Linked DNA regions of Homo sapiens: region 1 is linked to region 2. Evidence: read pairs that join two places in POLR2A ChIA-PET (ENCODE). Cell type or tissue: Panc1. All regions are shown on one strand. Links, peaks and the distances in the headings refer to the core of each region. The heading gives the core; the rest is flanking DNA. Region 1 overlaps ATF7IP (activating transcription factor 7 interacting protein). Region 2 overlaps PLBD1-AS1 (PLBD1 antisense RNA 1).

Region 1 (2,922 bases), core at 282-2,781, 210 kb before region 2:
GGTTGGTGGATTTTTAAATGACGTCACATATGAGATAGAATGGAGGTAGGAAAGATTCTTCTTTTTTTCTCAAGAGAATATTTGACCTGATGTAATTCTTGGATCTCTGAGGTCTTCTACACAGAAGTATATTTAGAGAGCAGTTGTGTAATTTTCTCCCTTTTATGTTTCTGGAGTGGTTACCTAGCAGCCCCTTTCTACCACATGCTATTTCAGGCATTTTCGAGTTGAACATACACATAAATATTTCGGTTAACAAAAGAACTTTGATCTTTGATCTTAGGGCATGGTACACTTTACATTTCCAGAAAAATGAAATAGTTTGGTGTATATAAGCGTATGTTTTCATTTGAATATACAGATGATTGCTTTTTAGGTTAATATTGAAGGTAGTAAGAGGTATTTGAAAATGCTCTTGAATATGAAGAACATATTTATTGATGGGACGATTTTGCTGTCATGTTTCTTACAAGGCAGATATAATCATGTAAACTTAATAAGATTAATTAATTGCCTGAACACCAACTATTTGTTTATTAGTACTTTGTCAATAACAAGTATATTTTAAAATTTTAGTTTGGTGGTTATGATGCCACAAAATTTTGACACATATCCAACATATATAAATATTAAGACTAGGTTACTCCAGGAATGAATACCAAGTTACTGAAGTTATTTAAAATCTTTGTAGTTTTGTAAATTTAAAAATTTATATGTAGTTTAGAAAAGACAGGTTTGAGTTATTAAACAATTAGAACTATTTTTTCTTTAAATTAGGTTTTGCATATGTGATAAATGTATTTAAATATTTTTAAACTTATTCATTATAGAACATTTGGAAAATATTGAAAATTAATTAACAATGCTTAGAAATAACCACTCTAAAGGTATTGGTGATTTGTGACTTCACTTTTCCATGATTGAGCAATCTATAAATGTTTATTAATTAGTTTTTCATTGGTACCATAATTTCATTTCTACTCTTTTAATGTTATGAGTATTTTCCCATTTCATTATTCTTCTAAAATATGTCTTTAAATGGTTGCATGATACTTTATTATAATATCCCACATGATCAAATGTTCTTTTTAAACACATTTTAAAATGGTTACATATTATTGTTATCTCTAAGAAGAATTTACTGTGATTTATTAAACCTTTCATTTTTTGTTTCCTGTTTTGCTTTTTGCTCATTTCTCTATTAAAAATAATGCTACAGTGAACGTTCTTGTACTATACCTCAGAATATTTCTTTGAAATTACTTTCAAAGGACTTTTAAAGTAATTTGCAAAATTGATAAAAACTTTTTTTTGAAAAGCATTTTTTATCATATTCAATACCACCATCAATTAGATGGGTGAAAAATAGTAGCTCATTAACTTTTTTTGATAACTAGTGAAGTTGAATTTGTTATTGTTTTATATATGCATTTTTTTCATTTTCTGTGAATTAGCTGTTTGACTTTTTGTGTATTTTTCTATGATGAGTGTTACTGTTTTTCTTATTTGTTGGTAACAGCTACTTACGGCTTTGGGGTCCTTAGCTTTTAATATTTGTCACAGTAATTTTAAAATTACCTTTTAAGTGGTTTATGATTGTATATGTTAAGAAGTTTTGCATTTTTATGTAGTAAAATGTACTGCCCCCCTTTTTTTTTTTGAGATAGGATCTTGCTCTGCTGCGCATGCTAAAGTGCAGTGGCAGTGATCTCTGCCCACTGCAGCCTCGACCTCCCAGGCTCAAGCAATTCTCCCACCACTGGAGTAACTGAGACTACTGGTGAAGGATATCACACCCCGCTAATTTTTTCTTTTTTTTTTTTTTTTAATAAACAAAGCCTCATTATGTTGCCCAGGCTGGTCTTGAACTCCAGGGGTCAAGAGAGTTTCCCACTTCAGCCTCCCAAAGTGCTGAGATTACAAGCATGAGCCACCATGTCCAGCCTGTACTGCCTTTCCTTTTTCCTTTATGATTTCTACAGCACTTGTCTGCCCAGAAAATATTACCTGTTGTAAGGTGAATTGTATGTTTATATTGTATTTTATTTTATTATTATTGTTTTTTGAGGTGGAGTCTAGCTCTGTCTCACAGGCTGGAGTGCAGTGGTGTGATTTTGGCTCACTGTAACCTCTTCTTGGGTTCCAGCGATTCTGCTACCTGAGCCTCCCAAGTAGCGGATTACAGGCGTGCACCACCATGCCCTGCTTTTAGTAGAGACGGGGTTTCCCCGTGTTGGCCAGGCTCGTCTTGAACTCCTGACCTGAGGTGATCTGCCTGCCTTGGCCCCCACAGTGCTAGAATTACAGGTGTGAACCACCGTGCACAGCCTTGTTCATGTGTTTTGTTAATTTTTTACTAGAACTTTTTCTGGAAGTTTTAATAAACTTAAAAAATACTTTTACATCTATGTGGACATATCTGTGTTTTGACATATTGTGTGTTAAGATAAGTTGCTAGTTTCCATTTTTTTCCAGATATCTAGTTTCCATAGACTTGATCCATTTCTTATTGCTTTGGTAGCAAACAATTCTGATTCATATACTAGGTATATTTAACCTGGGGTCCATTGTCCTCTAGGGGTTCCACCGATCCCTTGATATACACAATTTTATGTAAGTCTGCATATGTTCATTTTTTTTTTTTTTTGAGATGGAGTTTCGCCCTTGTTGCCCAGGCTGGAGTGCAATGGCACGATCTCAGCTCACCGCAACCTCCGCCTCCCAGGTTCAAATGATTCTCCTGCCTCAGCCTCCTGAGTAGCTGGGATTACAGGAATGTGCCACTATGCCCGGCTAATTTTGTATTTTTAGTAGAGACGAGGTTTCTCCATATTGGTCAGGCTGGCTCGAACTTCCTACCTCAGGTGATCCGTCTGCCTCGGCCTACCAAAGTGCTGGGAGTACAAGTGTGAGCCACTGCGC
Region 2 (2,922 bases), core at 307-2,806:
GCCCAGTGATACATTTTGTGTTTCTCAAGCTACATTCTTCATAGCACAGCTCAGATGAAATCTTTGCTGTGGTTGATGACCACATAAACCACTTACAGATCCTTTTCTGTACAACACTTGCTACCAAGTACCTTGGTTGAAACACCGTGTCAGCAAGAATTATGTAACAGAAGCAAAGTTACATAAAAACCATAATGGCCATTTCCATTGTCAAACAAATTAAGCAATGATTTTGTACATTGCTGACATCCTGACAACTCCCATTGAATAATGGGTCTTTTTTTTTTTTTTTTTCCTGAGACAGAGTCTTGCTCTGTTGCAGTGGTGCGATCCTGGCTCACTGCAACCTCCACGTCCTGGGTTCAAGCAATTCTCCTGCCTCGGCCCCCTGAGTAGCTGGGATTATAGGCACGAGCCACCATGCCAGGTATATATATATATATATATAGTATTTTTTTGTATTTTTAGTAGAGATGGGGTTTCACCATGTTGGCCAGGCTGGTCTCAAACTCCTGATCTCGTGATCCACCCACCTCGGCCTCCCAAAGTGCTGGGATTACAGGTGTGAGCCACCACGCCTGGCCAATGTGTCATGTTTTTAAAAATTAGCTGTGAAAAACAAATGACTAAGGGGCGATATATGAAACAGCCAGGAAGCCCATCCTCTTATTGTTCATCTTGCAGGGAATGCTCCCACGTGCTTGCAAATTGTAGGATCTTGGCTAAGCTAAACTAGGATTCATGTTTGGATATGTCCGATGAATGCATGTATCCATCTGCCGGAGTTGATTTGTGCTGAGAAAAGAAACTGGGGAAGTAGACTTGTATGAAGGCACTTGGTGGAAGGCAGAATGGGTGAAGAGAAGGAGGAAGGGATGGCAAGAAATACATGATGTCTCCCCTATAATTTGCTTGCCTTTTTAACTCAGTTTGAGCTCTTTAAAGAGAAAAGGATGGCTGGGCGCTGTGGCTCATGCCTGTAATCCCAGTACTTTGGGAGGCCAAGGTGGGTAGATCATCTGTGGTCAGGAGCTCGAGACCAGCCTGGCCAACAACTCTGTCTCTACTAAAAATGCAAACATTAGCCGGGTGTGATGGCAGACACCTGTATTCCCAGCTACTCGGGAGGCTGAGGTGGGAGAATTGCTTGAACCTGGGAGGCAGAGGCTGCAGTGAGCCAAGATCGCGCCACTGCACTCCAGCCTGGATGACAGAGTGAGACCCCATCTCAAATAAGAATAATTATTAAAATAAATAAATAAAGAGAAAGGGACTTCAGGCGGAGGCAAAAGAGGGAGATTTCAAGAAGGAATTTGCGAGGCGTGGGGCCATCAGAGCATTGTTCTGATGCCAGATCATAGCACGGGCCACAGAACAGGGAAGAGAAACTTACTTTTCATGTCAGCATAATTTCCACCAAGTAAAACTGTGGTTGGCAGGGCACGGGGGTGCGCACCTGAAGTTCCAGATACTAGGCCCAGGAGTTCGAGGCTACAGTGAGGTATGACCGCACAGCTGCATTCCAGCCTGGGCAACAGAGCAAGATCTCATCTCTAAAAAAACAAAAACAAAAACAAAAACACTGCAGGGAAGGCCAAATTGCATTGACACCATTAAGATAAAATGTGTACATACAGCAAAACTCCACCACAATGCTATGAGCAGAGTCTCAAAATTAAAATAGTTAAATATGAAGGACACATTTTTGCAAGTTTAATGAAATGAAAATGGTGGCTGGAGGTGGGGGGGTGGGAATGAATTGCCAATTGTATCATATCAAATTTGTTTTACTAGAGCAAAGGGAATAATAATGAGAGCAGATTATAATGGATGTCTCTGTACTGGGATTTTTGGGTGATTTTGTTTCACTACATGTCAGTATTTGTTGCCCAGGCTGGTCTCGAACTCTTGGGCTCAAGTAATCTTCCTGCTTCAGCCTCCCCAGTAGCTGGGACTACAGTTATGCACAACTGTGCCTGGATCCAATTTTCCAAAATTATATGATAAAAATATAGTAGTTTTCTCATTTAAAAATTTTAAATTTAAAATAGCCACAGGAAATTTCATCTTATGTAAGCAAAATGTCTGAAGGTGTCCTGATTTCCTGATTGAACAAATCCTTTTTTTTTTTTGGCTCAGTCACCCAATCTGGAGTGCAGTGGTGCGATCTCTGCTCACTGCAACCTCCGCCTCCTGGGTTCAAGCAATTCTCCTGCCTCAACCTCCTGAGTAGCTGGGACTACAGGTGTCTGCCATCATGGCTGGCTAATTTTTGTATTTTTAGTAGAGACAGGGGCTCACCATGTTGGCCAGGCTGGTCTCAAACTCCTGACCTCAAGTGATCCACCCACCTCGGCCTTCCAAAGTGCTGGGATTATAGGCATGAGCCACTACGGCCAGCCTTTTTTTTTTTTTTTTTTTTTAGGACAGTCTTGCTCTGTCACCCAGGCTGGAGTGTAGTGGCATGATCTGGGCTCGCTACAACCTCCGCCTCCCGGGTTCAAGAGATTCTTGTGCCACAGCCTCTGAATAGCTGGGATTACAGGCAAACACCACCATGCCTAGCTATATATATATATATTTTTTGAGACAGTTTCCCTCTGTCTGTTGCCCAGGCTGGAGCACAGTGGAGTGATCTTGGCTTGCTACAACATCCTCCTTCCGGGTTGAAGCAATTCTCCTGCCTCAGCCTCCTGAGTAGCTGGGATTACAGGCGGGCACCACCACACCTGGCTAATTTTGTATTTTTAGTAGAAAGGGGGTTTCACCTTGTTGTCCAGGCTGGTCTTGAACACCTCACCTCAAGTGATCCACCCGCCTCGGCCTCTCAAAGCGCTGGGATTACAAGCATGAGCCACAGTGCCTGGCCTAATTTTTGTATTTTTAGTAAAGACGTGTTTTACCATGTTGGCCAGGCTGGTC

Evidence for each region. Peaks named below come from ENCODE experiments on the same cell type or tissue, not always from the same donor. Only the 100,000 strongest peaks of a DNase experiment are listed, where the experiment ranks them.
Region 1: POLR2A ChIA-PET joins it to region 2 with 6 read pairs; 2 of 35 experiments call an interaction of 5 or more read pairs at or near these places.

The regions. Positions count from the first base shown.
Region 1 is chr12:14,367,308-14,370,229 of GRCh38, forward strand. The region is part of intron 1 of ATF7IP (activating transcription factor 7 interacting protein); the gene reads left to right. Among named protein-coding and RNA genes, the nearest start is that of ATF7IP, 3.1 kb to the left of the region's middle. RefSeq lists an enhancer at 1-90. In Panc1, for the core only: no CTCF peak of the experiment used is centred there; no DNase peak of the experiment used is centred there; H3K4me3 peaks cover 110 bases; H3K27ac peaks cover 1,752 bases.
Region 2 is chr12:14,577,446-14,580,367 of GRCh38, forward strand. The region is part of intron 2 of PLBD1-AS1 (PLBD1 antisense RNA 1); the gene reads left to right. Among named protein-coding and RNA genes, the nearest start is that of PLBD1, 11 kb to the left of the region's middle. In Panc1, for the core only: no CTCF peak of the experiment used is centred there; no DNase peak of the experiment used is centred there.